3 separate regions of the Homo sapiens genome follow, and all the other regions are linked to region 1. Evidence: chromatin contacts called from ENCODE Hi-C or POLR2A ChIA-PET data. All regions are on one chromosome and are shown on one strand. The core of a region is the stretch at or near the end of the contact, and the rest is flanking DNA. Distances in the headings are between cores, read along the strand shown.

What was found. Hi-C counts contacts between places; a loop is a spot of excess contacts on that map. ChIA-PET counts read pairs that join two places held with the same protein, here RNA polymerase II (POLR2A). Pooled maps may share reads with other maps.
Region 2: a loop to region 1 is called in a pooled map, with 2.1 times the contacts of the local background. The contact joins two enhancer-like sites. A Hi-C loop is called at or near these places in 4 of 37 single-sample maps with no recorded cell type and 3 of 50 pooled maps. POLR2A ChIA-PET finds 5 or more read pairs at or near these places in 8 of 52 experiments (CD4-positive, alpha-beta T cell, MCF 10A, activated B cell and 5 more).
Region 3: a pooled map shows a loop between it and region 1 (6-fold over the local background). The contact joins the promoter of PORCN-DT here to the enhancer-like site in region 1. A Hi-C loop is called at or near these places in 2 of 37 single-sample maps with no recorded cell type and 2 of 50 pooled maps. POLR2A ChIA-PET finds 5 or more read pairs at or near these places in 4 of 52 experiments (GM12878, MCF 10A, RWPE1 and 1 more).

What each region holds. Positions count from the first base shown.
Region 1 is chrX:48,548,780-48,553,228 of GRCh38, reverse strand. The region is part of intron 3 of TBC1D25 (TBC1 domain family member 25); the gene reads right to left. Among named protein-coding and RNA genes, the nearest start is that of TBC1D25, 11 kb to the right of the region's middle. Within about 2 kb of position 2,073, at least 2 of the 41 ENCODE cell types and tissues checked have a DNase peak (open chromatin) inside an H3K27ac peak, as active enhancers do.
Region 2 is chrX:48,485,307-48,489,755 of GRCh38, reverse strand. FTSJ1 (FtsJ RNA 2'-O-methyltransferase 1) reads right to left here. Exons shown (of 13, transcript NM_012280.4): 13 at 3,406-4,020. Among named protein-coding and RNA genes, the nearest start is that of FTSJ1, 11 kb to the right of the region's middle. RefSeq lists a silencer at 435-668. Within about 2 kb of position 2,240, at least 5 of the 41 ENCODE cell types and tissues checked have a DNase peak (open chromatin) inside an H3K27ac peak, as active enhancers do.
Region 3 is chrX:48,506,169-48,510,617 of GRCh38, reverse strand. It overlaps PORCN-DT (PORCN divergent transcript), which reads left to right and starts at 1,779. Exons shown (of 2, transcript NR_135596.1): 1 at 1,779-1,899; 2 at 3,563-4,092. PORCN (porcupine O-acyltransferase) reads right to left here and starts at 1,626. Exons shown (of 15, transcript NM_203475.3): 1 at 1,515-1,626; 2 at 662-834. The coding sequence starts at 797. RefSeq lists a silencer at 1,400-1,799.

The DNA of each region.
Region 1 (4,449 bases), core at 824-3,323:
TTATAGTTAAAATGACAACGATAACATGATTGGGGGTTTGTAATATTATATGTTACATTAGGATTCCTGAAACATAAGTGACTTAGTGTGTTAGTAAGAAAACAGAATGATAACCCGGAATTTAAAAAGAAAAAAAATTGGCTGGGTGTGGTGGCTCATGCCTGTAATCCCAGCACTTTGGGAAGCCGAGGCAGGCAAATCACTTGAGGTCAGGAGTTCAAGACCAGCCTGGCCAACATGGTGAAACCCCATCTCTACCAAATATAAAAAAACTAGCCGGGTGTGGTGGTGCGCTTCTGTTACCCCAGCTACTCAAGAGGCTGAGGCAGGAGAATTGCTTGAACCTGGGAAGAGGAGGTTGCGGTAAGCTGAGATTGTGCCATAGCACTCCAGCCTGGGCAACAGAGCAAGACTCCATCTCAAAAAAAAAAAAAAGTTGTCTAAGCAAAAGCTAGAAGTTAAGGGTTAGGGACCAGAAAACGAATAAGAATTACAAGTGTTCCAAAGCTCCATTTTAAAGGCCAGAAAAAGTGGGAGAGATTAAAGGAGAAAAAGTGGCCTAAAGATTTCACTGTTGGGGCGGGGTGCAGTGACTCACGACTATAATCCCAGCACTTTGGGAGGCCGAGGCAGGCAGATCATGAGGTCAGGAGATCGAGACCATCCTGGCTAACACGGTGAAACCCCGTCTCTACTAAAAATACAAAAAATTAGCCAGGTGTGATGGTGAGCGCCTGTAATCCCAGCTACTCGGGAGGCTGAGGGAGAATTGCTTGAACCCAGGATGCAGAGGTTGCAGCGAGCCAAGATTGTGCCACTGCACTCCAGTCTGGGCGACAGAGCGAAACTCCATCTCAAAAAAAAAAAAAAAAAAATTAGCCGGGCATGATGGTGTGTGCCTGTAATCCCAGCTACTCGGGAGGCTGAGGGAGGAGAATTGCTTGAACCCAGGATGCAGAGGTTGCAGCGAGCTGAGATCGTGCCACTGCACTCCAGTCTGGGCGACAGAGCGAGACTACGTGTCAAAAAGAAAAAAAAAAGATTTCACTGTCAGTTGCCTTAAAAAGCATAAATTCTGCTATGACGTTTTTACGAGAGGTATGAGAGACATACCTAAAACTAGGTGACACAAAAAGGTTAAAAATTAAAGAATCCTAAAGGTATATCTGGTAAACACAAACAGAAAAAAATAGTAGCCATGAGAATGTCAGAAAAAGCATCACTCAAGGCCAAAAGCATTTAACACAAAGAGACATTTTATACTGATTAAAAAAACCACCCCCTCAATCCCACTAATAAAACAGGCAGAGGCCAGGCGCGGTGGCTCACGTCTGTAATCCCAGCACTTTGGGAGGCTGAGGTGGGCGGATCACAAGGTTGAGACCAGCCTGGCCAACATGGTGAAACCCCATCTCTACTAAAAAATACAAAAAAAAATTAGCCAGGTGTGGTGGCAGGTGCCTGTAATCCCAGCTGCTTGGGAGGCTGAGGTAAGGAGAATCGCTTGAACCTGGGAGGCAGGGGTTACAGTGAGCTGAGATCGCGCCACTGCACTCCAGCCTGGGCAACAATGTGAGACTCCCTCTCAAAAAAAGGAAAAAAAAGGCCGGGCGCAGTGGCTCACACCTGTAATCCCAGCACTTTGAGAAGCAAGGCGGGCGGATCACAAGGTCAAGAGATCGAGACCGTCCTGGCCAACATGGTGAAACCCCGTCTCTACTAAAAATACAAAAATTAGCTGGGCGTGGTGGCGCGTGCCTGTAATCTCAGCTACTCAAGAGGCTGAGGCAGGAGAATCGCTTGAACCTGGGAGGCAGAGGTTGCAGTGAGCCGGAATTGTGCCACTGCACTCCAGCCTGGCAACAGAGTGTCTCAAAAAAACAAACAAACAAACAAACAAAAAACAGGCAAAGAATGTCTACAAACACAAACTCACCTAGTAGCAAAACCTGATCTGAACTGACAGGAGACTATATATAGTCTTTATATAACCCACGTAGTGTGAATATGCACACATTTCCCTGAAGAAACATCCAAGTGTTTCATTGTGGGCTGCTTGGCTGCTGGCCCAGACCCTGCTTGTGGTATTACATAATATTCATGATACGCGCATTTCCTTATCATAAAATTGTCAAACTTCCCAAACCCTAAATTAATATATAAACTCAGTGCAATGCCAGTCAGAAATTGAATGGGGGTTTTTCCTGGAACCGGATAAAATTATCTTAAGGTTTCTATAGAAGAATTCACATTTAAGAATAGCTAAGACAGGCTGGGCGCGGTGGCTCATGCCTGTAATCTCAGCACTTTGGGAGGCCGAGGTGGGTGGATCACGAGGTCAGGAGATCGAGATCATCCTAGCTAACACGGTGAAACCCTGCCTCTACTAAAAATACAAAACATTAGCCGGGCGTGGTGGCGAGCGCCTGTGGTCCCAGCTACTTGGGAGACTGAGGCAGGAGAATGGCGTGAACCCAGGAGGTGGAGCTTGCAGTGAGCCAAGATTGTGCCACTGCACTCCAGCCTGGGCGACAGAGCAAGACTCCATCTCCAAAAAAAAAAAAAAAGTTAAGACAAAGAACAGTGGGAGGATGGCAAAAGCTTATCGCCTGTAGTCCCAGCTACTAGGGAGGCTGAGGCAGGAGAATGGCGTGAACCCGGGAGGCGGAGCTTGCAGTGAGTTGAGATTGCGCCACTGCACTCCAGCCTGGGCGACAGAGCGAGACTCCATCTCAAAAAAAAAAAAAAATTTGACCACAAAACCACTGTCATAAAAATAACATGGTGTTAGCACAGCAGTAGACAAATAGAGCCCATTGGTAGAATGCAATAGAAAGCCCAGAAATAAATCCAAGCTTGTATATATGGAAACTGAATATGTGACAAACGTGGCATTTCGAATCACTGCAGAAAAGGTGATTATTTAATAAATGATGCTGGCAGGCCGGGCGCAGTGGCTCATGCCTGTAATCTCAGCACTTTGGGAGGCTGAAGTGGGTGGATCACCTGAGGTCATAAGTTCGACACCAACCTGGCCAACATGGCAAAACCTCATCTCTACTAAAAATACAAAAATTAGCTAGGCATGGTGGCGGGCACCTGTAATCCCAGCTATTTGGGAGGCTGAGTCAGGAGAATTGCTTGAACCCAGGAGACGGCGGCTGCAGTGAGCTGAGATTGTGCAACTGCACTCCTGCCTGGGCGATAAGAGTAAAACTTCGTCTCAAAAAAAAAAATTAAATTAAAAAAAATGATGCTGGCATAATTGACTATCTTGATTTTTTTAAAGCTAGGTCTGCTTATCACAATGCTGACAGAGAAAAGATTTATATGTAAAAAAGAAAACAATAAGCATAGTAGAAGAAAATATAGAATATTTGTATAAGCTTATGGATGGGGAACATGTTCCAAAGTAATAGGAGAAACTCAGCCAGGCACAGTGGCTCATGCCTGTAATCCCACCACTTTGGGAGGCCCAGGCAGGTGGATCACTTGAGATCAGGAATTCGATACCAGCCTGACCAACATGGTGAAACTCCATCTCTACTAAAAATACAAAAGTAGCCAGGTGTAGTGGCACATGCCTGTAATCCCAGCTACTTGGGAGGCTGAGGCAGGAGAATCACTTGAACCCAGGAGGCGGAGGTTGCAGTGAGCCGAGATCGCGCCATCGCACTCCAGCCTGGGCAATGAGAGTGAAACTCTGTCCCTCCACCTGCAATAAAAAGGAGAAACTCAGAAATCATAAAGAAAAAGATAGATATCTGTGTAGGCGTGCAATCAAATGTTTAATTTTGATAGGACAAAACAGATCCATCCCGTAAGCAAAGCCAAAAAACAAAAGATCAACTGGGAAAAATATTTGCAGTACCTATGATAGAAAGGAGGTTGGGGGCTGGGCACGGTGGCTCCCGCCTGTAATCCAAACACTTTGAGAGGCCGAGGTGGGTGGATCACTTGAGGTCAGAAGTTCGAGACCAGCCTGGCCAACATGGCAAAACCATGTCTCTACAAAAAATACAAAAATTAGCTGGGCATGGTGGTGCACACCTGTAGTCCCAGCTACTTGAAAGCCTGAGGCAGGAGGAGAGCTTGAGGTCAAGGCTGCAGTGGGCCATATTTGCGTCACTGCATTCCAGCCTTGGTGACAAAGAGAGTCTCAAAAAGAAAAAAGATTCATATCGGAAAAGTACAAATTGGTCAAAGGTCTAGGCTTTGTAATCTCCCAACTGTAGAGGTGACAGAAACTGGCTTTTTCCCAGAAAGAGGGACTGGGCCATCCAAACAGTCCCAACATGTCTGTTGCTTTCACAGCCATGAAAATGATCATGAGAATGCCATTAATATGTCTAATGATAGCTCCATATATTGGACACTTACATATTAATGTGTAGAATACCTTATGTTAAACACATACCGTTTATGTGTACAGACACGCAAATATGAATA
Region 2 (4,449 bases), core at 991-3,490, 64 kb after region 1:
TGCACATTTTCCAAAAGTTATAACTTAAATGTAAAGAGTTATAATTTACATACGATAAAGTTCACCCTTTTGGCATACAGTTCTCTGAGTTTTGACAAACAATAACAGTTGAGTAGCCGCCACCACAGCAGCCAGAGGGATCCTGTTGCAACCCAAGTCAGCCCGGGGCCCTCCTCTGCTCGGAGCCCTGCCATGGCTCTCATCTCTCTCAGAGAAAAAGCCAAAGTCCTCTCCGTGGCCCACGAGGCCCTCCGGGCCCTCCTTGACCTCACCGCCCGCCACTGGCTCCTTGTTCACTCTGCTCCTGCCCCACTGGCCTGTTCTTCAAATGTGCCAGGCACCTCAGGGCCATTGCCTCAGGGCCCTTGCCTTTCTTTCTTTTTTTTGAGACAGAGTCTTGGCCTATCACCCAGGCTGGAGTGCAGTGGCACAACCTCAGCTCACTGCAACCTCCGCCTCCCAGGTTCAAGTGATTCTCCTGCCTCAGCCTCCCAAGTAGCTGGGATTACAGGTATGTGCCACCACGCCTGGCTAATTTTTGTATTTTTAGTAGAGACGGGGTTTCACCATGTTGCCCAGGCTGGTCTCAAACCCCTGACCTCAGGTGATCCACCCACCTTGGCCTCCCAAAGTGTTGGGATTACAGGTGTGAGCCACCACATCCGGCCCTTCGCCTTTCCCTGGATCACTCTTCCTCTAGATACACCCTCCCAGCTCACACTGACAGGGAAGAGTGCACTCCCAGGTTTACACTGACTGCTATAGGGACCTTCCCAGGGTCACACAGCCTGGGGTGTGGATCCTCTTGGAATCACACAGGTGAGGGTGTAGACACTCATGATGTTACTAGATTTTGGAGTAAGAAATCCTGAGGTCATGCTGATTGTGGTGTAGCCACTTCTGGGGTCACACAGAGTAGGGTGTGGCCACTGCTGAAGCATCACAGACCGGGATGTGTTCTCTTAGGGTCATACAGATTGGTGTGTGGGCAACACTGGAGTCACGCAGACTGGAGTGACTTGGATCACCGAGTTTGGGGTGTGGACACTTAGGGTCACACAGTCTGGAAAAAGGACATGGCTAAGGATACATAAACTGGGAAGTCAGCACCACTGTGGTCAAGTGACTGTGATGTGGACACTCCTGGATTCCCATAGGTTCGTCTGGGGACACTCCTGTGGTTACACGACTTGTGAAGTAGACTCTGCTGGGGTCACACAGACCCAGCTGTGGATATGCTTCGTCTGTGTGACTGGGGGGTGAATGTCCCCTGAGTGACAAAGATTGGCGAAGGGACACCCTTGGGCTCCCAAGACTTGGTGTAGATCCTTCTAGACTCCCACTGACTGGGGGGAGGGACACTCCTGGAGTCACACAGACTTTGTTGTGGACACTGTTGGTGTCATACCCACTGGAGTATAGACACCTCTCAGGACATGCAGATAGGTGTGGACACTCCTGTGGTCACACAATTTGGTGTGAACATTCCTCTGGTCACACTGACTGGGGAATTGACTCCTGTGTGTTTACAGACACTGGGGTGTGAAGACTCCTATGGTCACACAGACAGGGCTGTGCCCTCCCCTGGGTCACCCAGACTGGAATGTGGACCCACCAGTAGTCACTGGCACTGGAGTTTTACACTCCTGTGGTCACAATGACAGGGGAGTCGATAGTCTTCTGGTCGTACAGATGGGGGAGTGCACCTGCCTGAGGCCGTCAAGATGGGTATAGACACACTAATAGCCAGAGACTATGGGGTTTGGACAACACCAGGGTCACATATGCTGGGAACTGGACATTACTTGTGTCATAAAAACTTGGGTGGGGACACTCCTGAGGTGGCTGGACTGGGGCAAAACCACTCCCAGGACACCACAGACTGAGCTGTGGACTCCTCTGTGGTCACCGTTTGAGCTACACATTTATGGCACCACTAAGATGGCTATGGAAACTCCAAGCCATTGCCACTGCTGGACTCACAGAACCTGGCGTGAGGACACTCCTGAGGTCTCACAGGCTGTCGTGTGAACGCTGCTGAATTTGCACTGTAATGGGTGTGGCTACGCCTGTGGTCACACGGCCTTTTGTGTGGACACTTCCGCCATACATTCTTGGGCTGTGCATATTCACAGATTGGGGTGTGGGCATTCCTGTGGTCACACTGACTTCGGTGAGAAGACTCCTGGGTTAAGTCACCATGGTGTGGACACTCCTAGACTGACACAAACTGGGGTCTGGACATTCCTGGAGTCACACAGACTGGGGTGTGGTTATTTTCGTGGTCAGAGACCGGAGTGTAGACATGCCTATGAACACACGCTCCAGAATTTAAACACCATTTCTGACTGGAGATTGGACAATGGTTTTCCCAGACTTGAGTGTGCATACTCCTGGGGTCACACATGGTAACTGGGGTGAGTCACAGTCAGGTGTGGAAACAGCTGGGGTCGCAGACTGGTATGTGGATACTCCTGAGGTCACTGGACTGTGGCGTGGATAGTCCTTGGATCACAGAGTACGTGAATTTCTAAGGACACAGGATTAAGCTGTAGAAAACAGTTCTGTTCGTGTAGCTGGGGAGTTTCTGTCAGCTCCTGTTCATTAAGTTATAGAAATTTAGGACTGCAGTCCAGGTAGACTTTCTGACATTGCTTTTTTTTTTTGAGACAGAGTCTCACTCTGTCGTCCAGGCTGGAGTGCAGTGGCGCGACCTCGGCTCACTGTAACCTTCATCTCCCGGGTTCAGGTGATTCTCCTGCCTCAGTCTCCTGAGTAGCTGGGATTACAGGCATGTGCCACCGCACCCAGCTAATTTTTGTATTTTTGGTAGAGACGGGTTTCACTATGTTGGCCAGACTGGTCTCAAACTCCTGACCTCAAGTGATCCGCTTGCCTCAGCCTCCCAAAGTGCTGGGATTACAGGCGTGAGCCACCACGCCTGGCCCTGACGTTTCTTTAAGACAGGTTTTTAACCTAAAAAATTTGTTCTGAAGTCTGGGTGCGGTGGTTCACGCATGTAATCCCAGCACTTTGGGAGGCCGAGGTGGGTGGATCACCTGAGGTCAGGAGTTCGAGACCAGCCTGGACAAAATGGTGAAACCCCGTCTCTACTAAAAATACGAAAATTAGCCGGGTGTGGTGGCGGGTGCCTGTAATCCCAGTTACTCGGGAGGCTGAGGCAGGAGAATCGCTTGAACCCAGGAGGCAGAGGTTGCAGTGAGCCAAGATCACACCACTGCACTCCAGCCTGGGTGACAGAGCGAAATTCTGTCTCAAAATAAATAAATAAATTTGTTCTGCAGAACCCTTTGGCATCTGGTTAAATCTGTGAACCCCTTCACAGAATATTTTTAAAAGTATATACATACACATACACACACACACAATTACAATGGAAGCCAATTACATTGAATTACAATTATTACTATATATTAAATTGAAACAAAATTGAGATGCAGTAATATATGGGCTTTTTAATTAATACATCAACTTACAGGATCTGCTATCATTCCAAGAGGTGACAAATATGAACAATACTTCAAGATGCCCTTTTTATGTTACATTACAGTTGCTGTAACTGGTTTGTATTGGTGGGAAAATCCCAGGTACTGCTTTTACTACTGTGATTTGTTGCCAGCATTTATAACTTGGGAGTAAGGCTAAATTTCAGTTTCATTGCTGAAAATAAAGATGTAACATTTTCTTCCATCAAGTTCATGGTTACCCCTGGCTTCTATCCAGGTTAAGAATCCCTGCCTTTAGGGAAAATTCTGGACATAATCAGGACACTCCTGAAGAGGTTTAAAGAAGAGGTAAGACCTCACTCAAGAATTCCCACTGCAGTACAGACAGACTTTCATGGTTTCTTTCCTTGTTGTCTTCAGGGTTGTTGCAGATCCCTCCTCAGGGCTTGTTTGTCCAGGCCTCGTTGATGAGATGATATTTTGAAAACAAGTTCATCAACAAGTTCCGGTTTTCCTGACATTGAGCAGTTTCTGAGTTGTATCAGTTTGCCAGCTAACCAAAAGTCAAAGAAAGTTTTTTTGTTTTGTTTTGTTTTTTTAGAGACAGGGTCTTGCTCTGTCACCCAGGCTGGAGTGCAGTGGAGCTCCATCATAGCTCACGACAACCTTAACCTCCCAAGCTCAAGTGATCCTCCCACCTCAGCCTCCCAAGTAGCTGGGATTACAGGCAGGAATGTGCCACCACACCTAGCTAACTCTGCTGCTAACATTTTTGTGACATTTCCTCCTTTTATGGTGAACCATGACATATAGAAAATGCATAAAACCTATATATGTTCAGTTTAATGAATAACTACAAGGTGTTATTTGGTGTAATTGCAGGATGTTCACTGTCATTGTTGTACAGTTCTCCACGGTGAATGTACCACGATTTAATGGGCATATACTATAGATAGTGCTGCTAGCAACACTCTAGGACTCA
Region 3 (4,449 bases), core at 530-3,029, 42 kb after region 1:
AAAAATAGAACATCCATTTAAAATTAAAAAAGAAAGAAAGAAAAAAGAAAGTGTAGAACCTTCGGATCTCAGATTTCCAGAAATCTCCGCCTCCTATAGGAATCTTGGGGACTTGGAATCTTTCATTAAGATACAGGCCTGCTATGACTGTGGAAACATTTCAGAATCCTAGAATCCAGAAATCGCATCATGCCCTGATTATAGAAATCCACAATGCCAACATTTTAGAAGTCTAGAATGTGAGAATTTCAAATTGTCAGAATCTCCAAACGCTGTAATCATGGTACTTTGGGATTCCATAACCCTGTGACATCAGCATGCCAATGTCTTATAACCTTGGGATGTAGACATTTCAGAATCCCAAGATCCAAGAATCTCAGCTTTCTGGAATCCCAGAACTCAGGAATACTGAAGGGCATGGCTTGGCATGGCAGGATGTGGCTCGGTGTGGCATGGCATGGGGTGGCTGGCATAGTAGGATGTGGTATGGTGGAATGGGGTTTGGCCTGGTGGGATGTGGTGGGGCTGAACATGTTGGGGTCCAGCTTGGACATGCTAGGGCCTGGCAGGATGTGACAGGGTAAGGTGTGGCTCGATATGGATGAATGTGGGAGGTCTGATATGGCCTGGCATGGTGGCACACGGTATGGCAGGCACTTACCGAGCCTCCAGAGGAGGCGGCAGGCGAGGCAGATGGCAAGGAGCAGCCAGATCTGGTCAAGGCCCTGCTGGGCAGTAGGCAGGAGACAGCCTTGCAGTAGCTGCTGGAAAAATTCCTGGCGGCTAAAGGTGGCCATTGCAGACCCCCACGGATGGATGGCCAGATGGATAGATCTGTCAAAGCAGGGACACAGAGGGAGCGGGTGTCCGTGGGGCAGACCTCGCTTAAAGGATGCACTCTGGCACTCACATTTCAGTTTGGGGCTGCCCAGCCCATGTAGAGGCACGGTACTGGAGGACTGGGGGAAGGCGTGAGAAGTCAGGTACATCAGACTGAGCCACCAACTGTGTGCATGTGGGTGTTCGGCATGCACACGCACAGCCTGTGACCTGGAGTGAATGAAGGACCTCTGTCTCTCCAGTGCTGTGAACAGTCCAGTCCGATGGTGATGGGATGGCATACATTTCAGGCCCATATATCAAATGGGGCGGGCGACGGGAAGGGGAATCCCTGGTTTCCAAGGTAGAGTCGCTCTGAGTGGAGGGCAGAGAGGGGGATTCTGTGACACTTGGGGGCCGTGTGCATCTCTCCTTGTATGGATGCGGCGGCACGGGGAGGGGGGGTGTCCTGTATCCTCCGCGCCCCCCATCTCATCCCCACCCGGCGAGAGGCCGCCAACAAAGTCCTGCCCAGGTCCGGGGGCTGCAAGGAGGTGGTGGTAGGAGACATAGCCTGAGGGAGAGTCGGAAAGGTGATGGGGAGGGGGTCCTAGCACTCGCGCTACAGATCCGCCTGGGGAGGCCGGCCCAGGGATGGGAGCTGGGGAGCCGCGTGCGCACTACTGGCGACCTACCTGGCAGGAAAGAAGCCGTGGTCCTGGGGACCGAGGACGCGCTGCCGCCGCCGCTGCCTCCTCCGGGCAGCCTCCCCCGCAGGCCGCAAGGCCGGGACCAGCAGCGGCTCCCAGAGCGGCGCGGCGAGCGGGCCCTTTAAATCCCGGGGCGGCCCGGCCGCCGGCTCGGCCAATGGGAGAGCAGGAGGGGGGCGGGGACGGGGACGCGGAGGAGGGGAGCAGGAGGATTGAGGGGAGACCGGCGCGGGGGGACGTCGGCGCGCAGGACGTTCACGCCCGCACCTTTCCGGCCTGTGGCGGTTTCAGCCCCAGACCGTCTGCCTCCGGAGGATTTCTGGCCATCCAAGAACAAACTTCCGAATCTCCAAATTTCCAAGCCTTGGAAGTGAGAAGGGAAAGATGGGGGAGGGAGGAGGGAAGCCGCTGCACCCCCAAATAGTCACCCGCGCACGTCCTCTAAATACCGTGGTGTCCCCGTTTCACAGATGGGAAAACAAACCGAGATCTCTCCTTCCCCAACCTTTGAGAGAACCGAAGTAACTCCCAACCCTCCCACCTCCTGGGACCGGCCAGGAACATTTATAAGTAATGACTGTGTCACCTAGGAACACAAATTAGGCGCCTGTGCTTCCCCTGGGGACGAGCTGTGAGCACTTGGCGTGTCGTCGTTGAGAAGTGATTTGCATGCTTAATTCCCCAGCAGACTCTTTGCTTCGAAGGTGACCCCAGCGACTAGTAAATGTTCTCTGTGAACTAGAGGGAGGCTAGTACCGAGCACTTAAAAGGGGGGCATTTATAAAGCTCTTAAGGGCCAGGCTCGGTGGCTCACGCCTATAAACCCAGCACTTCGGGAGGCCAAGGGTAGGAGGATAGCTTGAGGTCAGGAGTTCGAGACCAGCCTGGCCAACATGGCGAAACCCCGTCTCTACTAAAAATACAAAAATTAGCCAGGCGTGGTGGCGCACGCTTGTAATCCCAGCTACTCGGGAGGTTAAAGCAGGAGAATCAGGAGGCAGAGGTTGCAGTGAGCCAAGATCGCGTCATTGTGGGCTACAAGAGCGAAACTCCGTCTCAAAATAAATAAATAAAGACTGGGCGTGGTGGCTCACACCTGTAACCCAGCACTTTGGAAGGCCGAGGCGGATGGATCACCTGAGGTCATGAGTTTGAGACCAGGCTGGCCAATATGGCGAAACCCTGTCTCTACTAAAAATACAAAAAATTTAGCTGGGCGCCTGTAATCCCAGCTACTCCGGAGGCTGAGGCAGGAGAATCACTTGAGCCCAGGAGACGGAGGTTGCAGTGAGCCGAGATCACGCCATTGCACTCCAGCCTGGGTGACAAGAGCAAAACTCCTTCTCCAAAATAAATAAATAAATAAACAAGAGCGAAACTCCTTCTCTAAATAAATAAATAAATAAAATAAAAAAGAAAGCGCTTACACTGGCCCCATCCGCACCTCTATCTGCACCAACACTAAAGATTTATGTAGCACCCGCCTTCTACCTACCCTACTGCTGCAGTTTCTAGGCATTCCCCTTTGTACCTAGGCTGATGAAGGGCCTATTTTTCCAAAAGAGCACTTACTGGGCGCTTACTGCACTACATGCTTAGCTGTGACGTGGAAGGGAGAAGGAAGCCCAGGTCAAACTGGACGCCACCCTGACCTGGGCAGCCAACTGAAACAGATTTTAATCAGATTAACAATGGCCTGTATGGAGCTGGGCAAGTCATGTTCACTCACCCGTCTCCATTGTCCTTTTCTGTTAAACAAAAGAGTGGGCTTGGCAGGTTTTTGCTGGGAAACACCAATGGTAATTGAAGAGAAATGTATATTTTCTCTCTATTTTAACATGAAGTTAAATGGAGTTCTAGCTCATAAATTAGTATTCATGTATTACAAACAAAAAACATTTAATACGGTAAGAATATGTATATATAAGGAATAATAGCTTAGACCAGATGCACAAATATCAATTCTTTTCCTTAACAGCAGAATACAGGACATACATTTTATGAATTAAATTTCATTTTAATTTTTTTCTCAGTTGTCAAACCCACTCAAGTTGAGTCAACAATGACCCACAGCACCTACCAGAAATACTTCCCTCAATTGCAAGACTTGGCATTTAAAACTGGAAGATTCTTACCACATGTGCTCCTGGGCTTTGCGGACTTGATTGTTTCCATCTAGGCTTTTGACCTGTGTCACAAAGAAGTAGGATCTAGGTTTTAGGATATATAACGAACATCTACAAATCCGAAGAGGACAAACAATACACTTGGCAATAGACATTGGGTACAAATAGGTAATTCACAGCAGAAGAAACCTAAAATGGTCAATATGTATAATATATGAAAAGATAACCCAATCTCTTTACTGCTCAGGGAAATGTAAAATTAAAACAACAGTGAGATATAATACCATTTTACATCTACCAGATGTTGTGCTTCATATTTTTATCACTGGAGCTTAGTAGAGGGTGGACACTCAATAAATGTCTGTGGTCATTCTAGGTTGTGGTTTCTGGGGTGTTTTAGATGAGCTCTCCATAATTAAAGAGATACAAATTAAAAACAATGATATACTATTTTTCACTTATGGGACTGACAAAAATGCCAAGCCTTATAATGATAACATATTTGCTCTCTCTCTGTCTCTGTCCGTTTCTTTCTCCCCATGTATATACATATGTAATTTACATATATATAATTTTTCTGAATGATATACAGTGATTTTTCTGAATTATTTGTTAGTGGTTGCGGATATGACACCCTTTTAACTAAATACTTCAGTATGAATATCCTAAGAGCAAGGACTTTTTTTTCTTTTTTTACATTGCTACCAGCATAGTATGAGGTTTCCATTGCTCCACATCCTCACAAATACTTGTTATCTGACTTTTTGGTTCTAGCCACCCTGGTGGGCATGTCA